Regions from separate parts of the Mus musculus genome. Here region 1 is linked to region 2. Evidence: chromatin loops called from intact Hi-C (ENCODE). Cell type or tissue: gastrocnemius. All regions are shown on one strand. Each heading gives the region's core, and the rest is flanking DNA. Links, peaks and the distances in the headings are about the cores only.

Evidence for each region. Peaks named below come from ENCODE experiments on the same cell type or tissue, not always from the same donor. Only the 100,000 strongest peaks of a DNase experiment are listed, where the experiment ranks them.
Region 1: a loop joins it to region 2, with 2.0 times the contacts of the local background. A loop is called at or near these places in 3 of 42 quality-filtered maps.

What each region holds. Positions count from the first base shown.
Region 1 is chr11:120,984,441-120,990,571 of GRCm38, reverse strand. All of the region lies in intron 1 of Csnk1d (casein kinase 1, delta), which reads left to right. Among named protein-coding and RNA genes, the nearest start is that of Csnk1d, 3.8 kb to the left of the region's middle. In gastrocnemius, for the core only: a CTCF peak has its summit at 2,744; no DNase peak of the experiment used is centred there; H3K4me3 peaks cover 2,558 bases; H3K27ac peaks cover 4,733 bases.
Region 2 is chr11:120,902,331-120,908,461 of GRCm38, reverse strand. It overlaps Ccdc57 (coiled-coil domain containing 57), which reads left to right. Exons shown (of 19, transcript NM_027745.1): 4 at 4,377-4,478; 5 at 4,782-4,939; 6 at 5,072-5,146. Among named protein-coding and RNA genes, the nearest start is that of A430102A20Rik, 27 kb to the left of the region's middle. In gastrocnemius, for the core only: CTCF peaks have their summits at 2,681 and 2,888 (motif pointing right); a DNase peak (open chromatin) is centred at 2,887; H3K27ac peaks cover 1,382 bases.

The DNA of each region.
Region 1 (6,131 bases), core at 408-5,407, 82 kb before region 2:
AAAAGGACTGGGGGCGGGGGCCGGGGGGGGACAGCGGGGAGGGGGAGGGGAGAGCGGGGCAGGGGAGGGCAGCAGGCTGGGGGTGGGGCCCGGAGGGGGCAGGGCCTGGGCCGGGCGTCAGCATCCTCCCCCACCTAAGGTCACCGCAGTAAACAAAGGCCATGCTCTGCTCCGCCAAGGGTCTGGTGCTGTTCCTCAGCTCTGCAGTGGCGTCCTGGATGTTTTCATGTGTGGGGGAGAAATGTCAAAATAAGCCAGATGTAGTGTGGAGGTGGGGAGTGTCCCGGTCAGAAATGGGGGAAACGACCGGCTGATTTCTGAGGGTTCTTGGAGCAGTCTGGGCCTGCTCTTTTCCACAATGGCATCTCCACTTAGCTGACCCGCTAAAGGGATCACCCATAGCCTCCTGGCTGCCACTCTCCTCCAAATCAGGACTGAAAATGTTCCCTGTGCCTGGCCTGAAAGGCCTTGGTTTGGTTGGGGTCTTGAGGATATGTTGAGCATCTAAGTTGACTACTGGACACCCGGAAATCAACAGGAATGAAGTTTTGATGAATGCAGATGCATTCAATGTCGAGATGTAGGCAGAACAGAGGGGAGAGAAGTGGTGTGGAAGGAAGTTCTCATGATGGCTCTCAGAATTCTCAAGGTAGACATGAGGGTTGCTTAGGGTTGCTTAAACCTGATAGTTGGGGATTTTTAAATACAAACTTCCCCCTGCATTTCTTAGTAGAATTATGTTATTCCAAAGCCCCTTGAGAACTTGGAGCCTTCTGGTGGTGAACTTCCTGTTAGAGGTAACCATATTCTGTTGAGCAGTAGCCCATCCCTGCATTTGTTTGGCTGTTGTACCTCTAGTGGAGAGTCAGGAAGAAGCTGTGCTTTGGGCCGGCCTTCTAGTCTTCCCAAGCTTATGAACTTGCACTCTGACTCCTCACAGGACCTTGATAGCTGGTGGTGTGGGGTGAACAGCTGGCCCATTTGGGTAGTTCAGAAGTATTTATGGTGCCTGGTTAGCATACAGGGTAAGCCTGCTATGTGCCACATGAGTGCCTTTGAATCCGAACTTCTTGCCAGAGTGGTCTGATGAGTAAAATATGCTTTAGAGATACTTAGGATTTGCTTATTTAAATATTTATAACCAAGTAGAGAGCCAGATGCCTTCTCGGCAATGTTTGGGAGTCAAAGTGCTGGGTAAATTGGAGCTGTTTGGCGTATTTATAGAACAATAGATTTTGGCAGAAGTTTAACCTCAGGATATAGGAGCTAGACTGAAAACCAATCCATTAGCCACCCTTTCATGGGCATCAGAAAATAGGTATTTTGAAACTTTTTGTTCCCTGAGATCTTGCCAAAAGGTTTTGTGCTTTCTGAAGATTGATTATAACAACCAGTTGTGCTATGGTAGTCATGTGTCATTCAGAGATGGGAACCTTTCTCCAGGAGAGTGCAAGCTGTGTCTGGGGTTGCAGTTTACTTAGTCACATCTCTACTGCCCCACCTGGTTCCCCACCTCCATCCAGAGCATGGGGCAGGATATGAGGGACAAGACAAAGGCTGAAAGACTGTTTTGAACCCGCAGATGCATATCCTGCTCAGGGTCTTCCACAAGTGGGTGGTTGGGGGCTGGCTTAGACACAGGCTGGGCACAGCGTTTGATCACATGAACTAACCTTTTCCAGAAAGGTTTAATTTGGTGACTCCTCTGTTGTGCTCCAAGATGGGCACTGGATCCTAGGGTTAGAATCACTGGCTTATCTGTCTGTCATGGTGTGAGTTTTGTTGTTGTTGTTTTGTTTAAGACATGGTCTCACTATGTAGCCCTGGCTGGCCTTGAACTCAGAGATCTGCCTTCTGAGTGCCAACATGCTAGGCCTACAGTGTGCCTTTTGTCAGGGGATTAAGCACTGCCAGTCTTTCTCTGCTTAGCTCTCAGCCCTACTGTCCTTTCAAGATACCCCTTTGGGGAACTGAATGTGAAATGAGTGACTCAGAATAAGATAGGCTAGGAAAGCAGGTCTGCAGGACGGTTTGGAGACAGGACCCGAAGACAGTGGGTGGATTGGCTCACCCGTACATACAGTAGGTCAGGAGCCGTGTGAGCATGAGTGGAGTTGGATCCTCATCTTGAAGTCTGTGTGACATGGGTTCTGGTGCAAGTGCAGTTGAAACATATTCCTAACTCTCCCACTTAGGTACTCCACATAAAGTACTTTATTCTTCCAGTGGGGTTCTCCCTTTTTTAAGCCTGGGAGTTGGGGGGGTATATTTCACCCTGAGACATTTTTACATAGAAATATGTAAAACTGTGGTCATAAGTAATTAAACCTGTGCTTATGCCTTCCCTGGTGGCCTGCTGTGCCACCAGACAGGAGGAAAGAAAGTCTAGTGGCCTGTCATGTTGTTGCTTGTGTCTTCTCTAAAACTACCTCTTTAGAGGTCACTGGCATCTTGCGTCTGTTTCTTGATTGCCCAGGTTTTAGAAAACCCAATCTCAGTCTTTGTCCAAGACAGTCAGATGTAGAATGTGCCACTGCCCACATATCTGTAGATGACCCCTGGACAGAAGCGTTTGCTGAGTTGAGCAGCCTCTCTGTCCTAACCTCACCCCAGTGTGTGTTGTTTTGGAACTGATGTTTCTGACGCGTTGGGAGCCAGTAGAAAGCCCTTTTGCTAGTACTGTGCCACTTGATAACTTTTGTTTTTTAATTTTATATAAATTTTTTGTCTGCAGGCTGCATGTATGCAGTGCCCTTGGAGGCCAAAAGAGGGTGTAGAAGCCCCTGGAACTGGAGTTAGAGACTGTTAATGTGCAGCCAGTGCTCTTAACTGCTGAGCCATCTCTCCAGTCTCTTCTAGATAACATTTTAAGACAGAGATTATACTCTTAAGTCAAGTTTGTTCCCAGCCCAAAGGAGGCATGGGTAACTTCAGGAAGAGTTTGCAGTGTGGGCTAGGCTGGGGTCCAAGTTGTCTGGTGTTAAGAAGTAAGTGAGTCTGTTCATTGAAACAGTGTAGGACCAACCTACAAAGTGCAAGAGAGGCAAGACAAGCATTAGCTACCTACTGTTTTTGGCAGCTGCTTTCATCCTTATTTCTCCTCTGGAAGCAAGCAGTAAAGGCTGTGGATGTCATAGGTAAAATGGGAGTTTCCTGTCCACTGTATTAATTTGTTCCTTACCCATTATTCTGATTTCTCTGCACCTCAGCTGACAGTGCAGTCAGATTTCATGATGTGCCTAAGCATCCCTTGGGAGTTAAAACTTAGTGGCATTTTCATCTGGTTTTTCTCCTCATAACCTTGAATGGCTTCTGAACACTGGTGGTTAATGAGAGTGGTACTTCCGATCTCACAATGGCCTTCAACAGGAAGGATGTCTTGTAAGAAAATTTGTGTATGCATGTGTTCTGCCTACATGCATGTGTGTTTACATGTGGGTACGTGTGTACATAGGGTGCACATACATGTGGAAGTCAGAAGCTGACATCTGTGGCTTCTCAGCCCCTCTCTACGTACTGAGGCAAGCTCTCTCACTTGAAACCAGAAATCCAGTCTGTGCTTCCTGCATTTGGGGGTGACAAGTGGGCTGCCACACTTACCTGGAATTTAAATAGGTACTAGGGATCTAAACTCTGGTCCTTGGGCTGGGGTAGTGTGTTACCTACTGTGCCAGACATCAAAGAATTAAATTTACCTGTTGTTGGGGAAAAGTCAAGGCTGACATCTGGTACCACCCAAAAAGGAACTGAATGTACAGAAAGAGTTCACATAGTTCTGACGGCTTGTGTGACTACCTTACAGGACAGATCTAGAACTGTGACAGTAATGGTGGATCCACAACTTGATTTTTGCCTGCTTCTTGCCCTGTGCTTGAAGTTGAAGGAGGGTCCACCCTGGGCCTCACATGCCCACCATGTTTGTAGATATCCTATATAGTCAAAACCCTAGGGCAGCTTTGAACTTCTTTGAAGTCAGTACTGAGTGATGGGGACAGGGGAGTCACTATATTCCTTTGTGTTGTTCTGCCCAATGTGACTATATTGAGTAAATCTCCTTTATTTTCTTTTTTCAGTTTTTCAAAACATAGTCCTGGCTGTCTTGGAACTCTCTGTGTAATCCAGGCTGGCCTCAAACTCAAGAGATCCACCTGCCTCTGCCTCCCAAGTGAAGACATACGCCACCACTGCCCAGCTGTTTTTGTTGTTGTTGGCTTTTTATTTTTTATTTTTTTGATATGTTTTGCCTGCTTACATGTCTGTGTACCACCGTACTTACAGTGCCTGAGGAAGCCTGACAAGAATGTCTAATCTCCTGTTTAGAGTTATAAGACAGGTGTTGACTGCTTTGTGGATACTGGGAAATAAGTCCAGGTCTGGAAAAGCAGCCAGTACTCTCTTAACTACTGGGTCATCTCCAGTCCAGAAAAGCTAGATCCTTATGAGAGTGACCAGCATTTGGGCTTGTCGCTCAGTGTTCTCTTCCTGCCCTAGACAGTGTGATGTGCTGGGTTAGGTTCATGTAACCTTTGAACTGCTCAACCTTAGGGCTTCCAAGTAAATGTTTCTATCTGTTCTGCATCTGAACCCCTGGTTACAGTGACATCTTTTAGGTACTAGTGTCCCTTCTGGTAGCATTTATCAGACTTATATATGGTAGAGAACCTGGTAGTAGTGTTAAGTCACTACCAGAGTTCCTAGGTCCTTCTGTGTTTGTCTCAGGAGCAGTGTATGGGTGTATGGTCTGGACTAGATTAGCATGCTAATGGGGCTCAGGAGATGTGGCCCACTGGGCTGATAGGACAGAAATACAGGGCTACAAACCAGTGAGTCTGCAATGGCACCTGTAAGACAGACAGAACTTGGAGCTGCATAGTCTTTCTACACAGGTGACACAGTCCCTGGAGTAGGCCTTGTGCTGTCCTCTCAAGTGTGTATGTCCTCTGTTCATCTGTTACTCTCCTATCAGACTCAGTACAACCCTCTTAATAGGTCCTGCAGGCTCTGTGTGTGTGTGTGTGTGTGTGTGTGTGTGTGTGTGTGTGTGTGTGTGTGTGTGAGACAGACAGACAGACAGACAGACAGACAGTCAGTGTGACATAGTATATGGCCTTGGCTTCATGAAGAGATGTAATTCATTAGTTTATGTCATTGGCTGAATGAAAAAAAAAATGTTATTAAGAAAGGCGATAGTGGCTCACACCTTTAATCCCTGAAGAGGCAGGCAGATCTCTGAGTTCAAGGATAGCCAGAGCTACACAGAAACTTTCTTGGAGAGAGAGGGAAAAAAAGGTTGGGGGGGGGGTAGAGGTAGGGAGAAAATGGTGTCGAATGGTGGTGTAATTCACATTATGTTTTGGAGTTGTCATTGGTCATTTGTCCCCAAGGCTGAGAGTACTGCAGGAGTGATTTGTCATGGCATGAGCTATAGGAGCCACAGAAGAGTAAAGCTAGAGGCATTTCCACCTTCCTGAAGGTCCTGATCTGCTAGGCTGGTTGGCCCCAACTTGTCTTGTCCCTGTGGACCTGCCATTTGGCAAGGGTGGTATGGTGTCCCAGAGAGTACTGCTTTGGGGGTTCAGGGAGTTGCTGACATAACTGGTGAAGTGAGTCACCATAGCTCCTGGCTGGCAAGTTCAGCTCAGAGTCCAGGTCCTTAAAAGTAGTCAGAGGTCATTTTTCATCTGCAGATTCATTCTAGATGAAGTCATTTCTTGTGTGAGTGGATAAGCTGCCCTGACTGTAGGCAAGAAGAATAAGATATATTGCTTCTTACTATAGTGTTCCCAAAGATTTCTTGTGGAGTAGTAAGTGAAGTTCTTCCACCTAGATATGTCAGTGGCATTCCTGTTATTCTTACAGATCTGCAGCATCGGAGATTGGCTTTTGGCCCAGGTGTGGTCAGAGCAGCCAGCCATCTGACAGACCAAAATGACTTGTCTATGATTCTTGGGTGGCAGCAGACACAATTTGTTGGCTTTAGGTTGTCCCTATGCCTATAGGCCACCTAAGTGACTCATTCCTCGGCTCCCTGTGAAACTCTTGCATACCCCTCCCATCTCAGTTAACAAAGAGATTGAGTCACGGAGAGCTAGCCAGGCTTCTCAGTCCACAGCTTCTCTACCCAGCACAGA
Region 2 (6,131 bases), core at 409-5,408:
GCTCTCAGTACAAGGCCATTTGGCCTGCTAGGGAGATTGTGAAGGGCTCACTTTCTCACGGGATGGTCTCTGACAGAGAGTTGCTTTCATCAGATTGGCCAATGGCACGTGTGGGACATTGTCTTGATTGCTAGTTAACGAGGGCCCCAGCTCACTGTGGGCAGTGCCAGCCTTGGGCAGGTGATCCTGGGCTGTAGAAGAAAGAGCAGTCCAGGGGAAGCCAACAAGTCAACAAGCAGCATTTCTCCATGGTGTCTGCTTCTTCCTGTGTTGGCTTCTTAATGATGGACTGTATAGAACCTCTTACTGAGCGAGCCCTTGCTCCCCAAGCTGGTTTTGATCAAGTGTTTTATCACAGTAACAGAAGCAAGCGAGGACAGTGTGACAGACCAATGTGAGGCCCTCATGTGGAAAAGTCAAGATCCCTGTGAGCTAAACTGCAGAATGGATCTGGGAGCCAATAAAAGCCTCAGGTAGGATAGTGCAGATATATTTCAGCCTTGCCAGCCAAAAGCAAGACTACTACTACTGGACCTTATGGACAGAGGAAGAGACATTTACCATCTCAGTAGCTGTATCCAGGTGTGTGAATATGTACTTCTAGGGACTGAAGAGATGATGGCTCAGCAGTTAAGAGCACTGGCTGTTCTTCCAGGGGAGCTGAGTTCAGTTCCCAGCACCCACAGAGCAGCTCACAATTGTCTGTAACTCCAGTTCCAGAGGATCTGACACACTGAGAAGAGCAGTTCTCAAGACAGAACCTCTTATAAACCTGCCGTGGGTCCGCAAGTCCCAGCACACATAGACCCATGCTTTGATCCCTGTGACCTTTGAGGTAGTCACATAGCCTGGTGGCCAAGACACAGGTTAAACTTCCTCTCTCCTTATAAGGTCATCACCTGGAACTCCTCCTTTTGCAAATAAGGCATTTCCAGTACCCTGGCCCAGTTCATCCCCCAGCCCCTACTCACCCCCCAAAGGCCTAAATAACCTTTGTTTCCCCTAATTAAACGAGCTTCTAGATGACTTTAGATGCCTTTAATCCCAGCACTCAGGAGGCAGAGGCAGACGGATTTCTGAATTCGAGGCCAGCCTGGTCTACAAAGTGAGTTCCAGGACAGCCAGGGCTACACAGAGAAACCCTGTCTGGGGGGTGGGAGGAGAAGCCTGCCTCCCAAGAACTCTTTTTTCCTGCTCACCCTACCCATCGCCTGAGGTCTCTATCACCTCCTGCCGTTCCCACCTAGCTTTCCCTGTCAGGGCATCTATCTGGGTCTGATGAGCGGTCGATCGTGCCTTTAAGAGAATGCGGAGTGGAGTGGGAATGACCAGTTTGACTTCGGAAACAGCCAAGAGTCTTGCACATTGAGCCAAAGCCTGGAAATAATGTAGTCAAGAAAAGATTAATTGTACCAGATGTGGTGGTTCAAAGTAGCAAGAAATCTTAATAAATACTTGGGAGGCTGAGGCAGGGGAATCACTGTGAGTTTAAGGCCAACTTGGCCTACAAAATGAGAACCTGTCTAAAAAGTTAGCAGCAACACAACCACCAAAAACAACTCAGCAACTGTTGTGTCTAAGAAATGACACTCTCGCAGTGGTACCAAAGTCACCAAGGGAGCTTCAAGAGAGTCTCTAGCTGGGAAAGGCGGCTGAGTGATTAGTTTGTGCAGACTCAGTGGAGCACACTCAGGTGTCCCTAGCCCTATCTCTGGAAGCACCAAGCCTTACATGCTACTGTGCCAGCTCTGCCGCAGGAGGCTAGGGAAAGGTCTGCCCCTGGTGGGTTGGAATAGCCAGCCTGAGGCAGCCTTCTGCAGCCCGGGGCAGTCTGCCTATAGCAGCCTGATCTGGCCTGGAACAGTCTTGGCCTTCTGGGTAGTTGTGAGCAGAGAGTTGTGTTAACACAGAATCTTAAAGACCAACAACTCTTTTGCTCAATTGCTCTTTTCTGTTGTTGGGCCAGAATCTCACATGTTGGTCACCCTTGTAAATAGAACCAATTCAATGAAATAATGATTTTTCTCTTATAAGTTGAGGCAAGTTTATAACTAGTAACTGACTGGTCAGTTATCACGTACTGTGAACCAGAGAAAATCCTTTTTCTTATTGGATAGTCACAGGCTCACAAGACATTGGAGGAAATTTACCCACTCATTTCAGAAATGTTTCTGAATGCATGCTGCATGCTGGTAGCTCTTCAGGCTTGGGATTGCGCACGGATCCCTGTCATTCCTGTCATACCTGTCATGCCTGTCAGTCATACCTGCCATGCTTGCCCTTATAGAGGGAAGAACACCTTGAGACAGTTAACTGCCTATAGATGTGATGAGACGGGAGGGTCAGGAGTCAAGTACAGTGAGTGGGCAAGAGGAGCCACAGACGTTGGTGAGGGTGCAGAAGAGAGTTCAGGAGGAGGAAGACAAGAACCTGCCCATGTGCTCGGAGATACCTAGAAGATAGAGTTCAAGTTCAGAGGACGAATGTCCAAAGTGGAGCTCGGCCTTCAGAGCCTTTAAAGACTTTGGCACCATGGGAAACTGTTGAGTGTTTGTGTAGAGCAGTGACATACATGATTGCGGACTTACTGGGCCAGGCATGGGAGAAGTAGCCAGCAGGCTGATGGGGTAGTAGGCCCCTGCAGATATGAGCATGCCCAGAAGGGGAGCCAGTGGGGACATCTGACCCTGAGCTCTGATGGGCCTGATGGAAGAGGCAGGTGCCACAGAGGATGACTGCCAGTTGTTGAGACAAAGAATGTGTGCAAGGAGACAGAGTGACAGACTGTTGTGTGAGGTCCCATGGTTTATCCAGAGACACGGTCCCCAGAACATTGACAAGAGCACAGTGGAGACAGGTCATGGCTGCCTGTCACACTGTCCAGCAAGACCAGAAGGTGGCAGCACAGGCTTGACTTAGCATGGAACTCTGCTCTCTGGTGGCCACAACCTGCAGAACTTCCTCTGTGGATTTTGTTCAGAAAAAACTGTTTCAAATTCTGTGGATTTGTTGCTGTTTGGTTAGTTGGTTGCTTTGGTTTTGTCCTTTGAGACAGATTCCTAACATGTAGCCAAGGCTGCCCAGAACTTGAGGGGATCTTCTCTATCTTTGCCTCCCAGGTTCTCTGTTTACAGGTAGGTTCTACTAACTCACCATCCTTCTCTCCTCTCCCCTCCCCTCCTCTCCTCTCCCCTCCCTTCCCCTCTCCCCTCCCTTCTCCTCTCTTCTCCTTTCCTTTCCTTTTTCCCTCCCTCCCTCCCTCCCTCCCTCCCTCCCTCCCTTCCTTCCTTTCTTTCTTCTTTCCTTCCTTTTGTCTTTCATTTGTCCCTATGCTTGGAATAGAACCCAAGGCACCACACATAACAGGCAAGCATTCAGCCATGATTTTATAATTATAGTAATGATTTTAATATTCTAATTCCAATAAGGGTCACTCACGTGACTATATATTTCACATTTACCTTTCAAGGGATTGAAAAAGTGAAATATAACTTCTAGTTGTGCTTTCTGCAGTTTCCTGAGCCAGAAAGTGAGACCTGTTGCTGCAGAACTCACACAGTGCACCTGTCTACCAGGGCTGGATGGTGCTTCATGGGGTAAGGGTGGGGACAACTCCCTCAGAGCTGCATCTGTCCTCCCTCAGTCTGTCCTTCAGGGCTGGAGTCTGGTGGAGGGCAGGGCAGGGCAGGGCCCAGGACTAGGGCTGGCATATGTGCCTGAGCACTCAGTCCTTCCAGGGGCTCTGGCTCTGTGCTGATCAAAAATGAGATTAAGTACCTGGCCCCAGAAATATAGAAATTAGGTTTTTTGGCTTGCTAGTAACTGGAGGATCCAAACTCTCGTATCAACCGAGGACCCCGTGGCAGACCTCATCATGTCAGAAATGAGAAGGAAGTTTGCAGAAGGGAATATATGCTAGCCTGACAGCAATGGCTGCAACCTGGGTGCTCACCGAACTGCAAGAGTTACAGTCATCCCTCAGAGAGAGGCTTCTTAAAATGGTTTCATCTATGACCCCATTTTACCTGAGAATTTTTGTTGTTCTGTCGTTGGTTGGTTGGTTGGTTTTGTTTGTTTTTCGAGACAGGGTTTCTCTGTGTAGCCTTGGCTGTCCTAGAACTCACTCTGTAGACCAGGCTGGCCTCAAACTCAGAAATCCGCTTGCCTCTGCCTCCTGAGTGCTGGGATTAAAAGCGTGTATAGATGTACAGATATTGAAGAGTGGTGGTAGGGAAATAGAGGTAAGCAGTTTATCTGTAGAACAGAAAACTTTGTTTGTAGTATAAAACCGTGATTCACACTGTGTGTCAGTCTCACACCTAAGCTGAGGCCTTGGCGGCAGCCACTCTCCTTCACTCCTGGCTCTTTTGTCCCAGGAGCTGCTGCTGGAGTTTGAATCTAAAATGCAGAGAAGAGAGCATGAGTTCCAGCTGAGGGCTGACGACATGAGCAACGTAGTCCTGACACATGAGCTCAAGGTAACTGGCTGGCCCTGGGCTTCGAATCACCATTGCAACTTTAATTACCCAGTGCTGCAGAATACCATGCTGTTCCTTTGTTAGTCAGTCAGTCAGTCAGTCAGTCTGTCTGTTTGTTTGTTTGTTTGTTGAGACAGGGTTTCTCTGTGTAGTCCCGTCTATCTTGGAACTCACTCTGTAGACCAGGCTGGCCTTGAACTTAGAGCTCCGCCTGCCTGTGCCTGCCGAGCGCTGGGACCACGCCAGGCTTCACACTGTTCCTTTTACCCATCTCCTCTCCTGGAACTTTTCAATCTTTCTCAGATAAAACTACTAAACAAAGAGCTGCAAGCTCTGAGAGACGCTGGAGCACGGGCAGCAGAGAGTCTGCAGAAGGCAGAAGCAGAACACGTGGAATTAGAGAGGAAGCTGCAGGAGCGTGCCCGGGAACTCCAGGATCTGGAGGCCGTGAAGGACGCTCGGTGCGTAGGTTCTGTTCTCCAGGCATTGTGGCCGTAAGGACTAGATCTGGTGGCGTTGCCTTCCTGGCATCTTTCCGTTCTACTCTTTGATCTCTTACGTAACTGCTCTTTACTGATACGGTTTCTGTTTAGGATAAAGGGCTTGGAGAAGAAGCTTTACTCGGCACAGCTGGCCAAGAAGAAAGCTGAGGAGACTTTCAGGAGGAAGTGCGTATTTCTGCCTGGGTGGTGCCACTGGAAAAGAGTCTAGATCTTGCTTACTGGAGACAAGAGCCCTGTGGCAGGTGGGCGGGCAGCCTGAGCTGGGACGCTGCTGTGGCTGGCACCATGCTCTCCTTCCTCAGAGAGGGTTAGGCATCCGGTGTCTCCAAGCTTAAACTTTTTAAGGACCAAGAGTCCAATTCAGGTCATTGATAAAACACAAACTAAGAATGTTGAAAACTCTGGATTTAGTCTCCAGTGTCTAAAACAGGCTTTTAAAAATATAACCTTAGTTAAATTTTAACTTTTATGGGTAAATGAGATGGCTTTGTGGATAAAGTCACTTGTCACCATAGCTGGTGACCTGAGTTCCATCCCTGGAACCCATGTGGTAAAAGGAGAGAACTGACTCCACACATATGCCTCCATACTAGGTAAATAAGTATTTAAAAATTAAGCGTTAACATTTAGACCTTGGCTGTCTTACTAGCTAGTGTATAAGTTTTAGACGATCGCCTCAAGCTTTGCCATGCTGATGTCCCCCTACTATTGCTGATGTAGACTCTGGATTCTGTCCCTCTGACTGCAGCAGGCTCTTCACGTTGCCAGGTCTGGGACACCCAGGAAGTGGTGGTGTGCTGCCTCAAGGCGGAGCTTCAGCCATGCAGTTAAAGCATTGCTCCTCCCCCCAGTACTGCAGGGTTCGGGAGGTGCTGGGACAGTAAGGAGTCGGTCAACGAGGAGTGGGGCGGGGATGCCAGCTGGAAGCTCAGTGTGGACTCAGCAAGACGCATTTACTCTCTCTTCTAAAGGGAACAGTAACTGTAGCTACCACACACCACACACTCAGGCTGCCCAGTTACACTTGGGAGGGGAAGAAATTTTCTCTTGTGTTTTCTCATGCCACTATTTGTGCAGTACGGACAAACTGATACACTAAGGGAGTGCTCAGGAGTCTGCCCATCTGAGAGGCAGGTGGCATCTGTTTTCC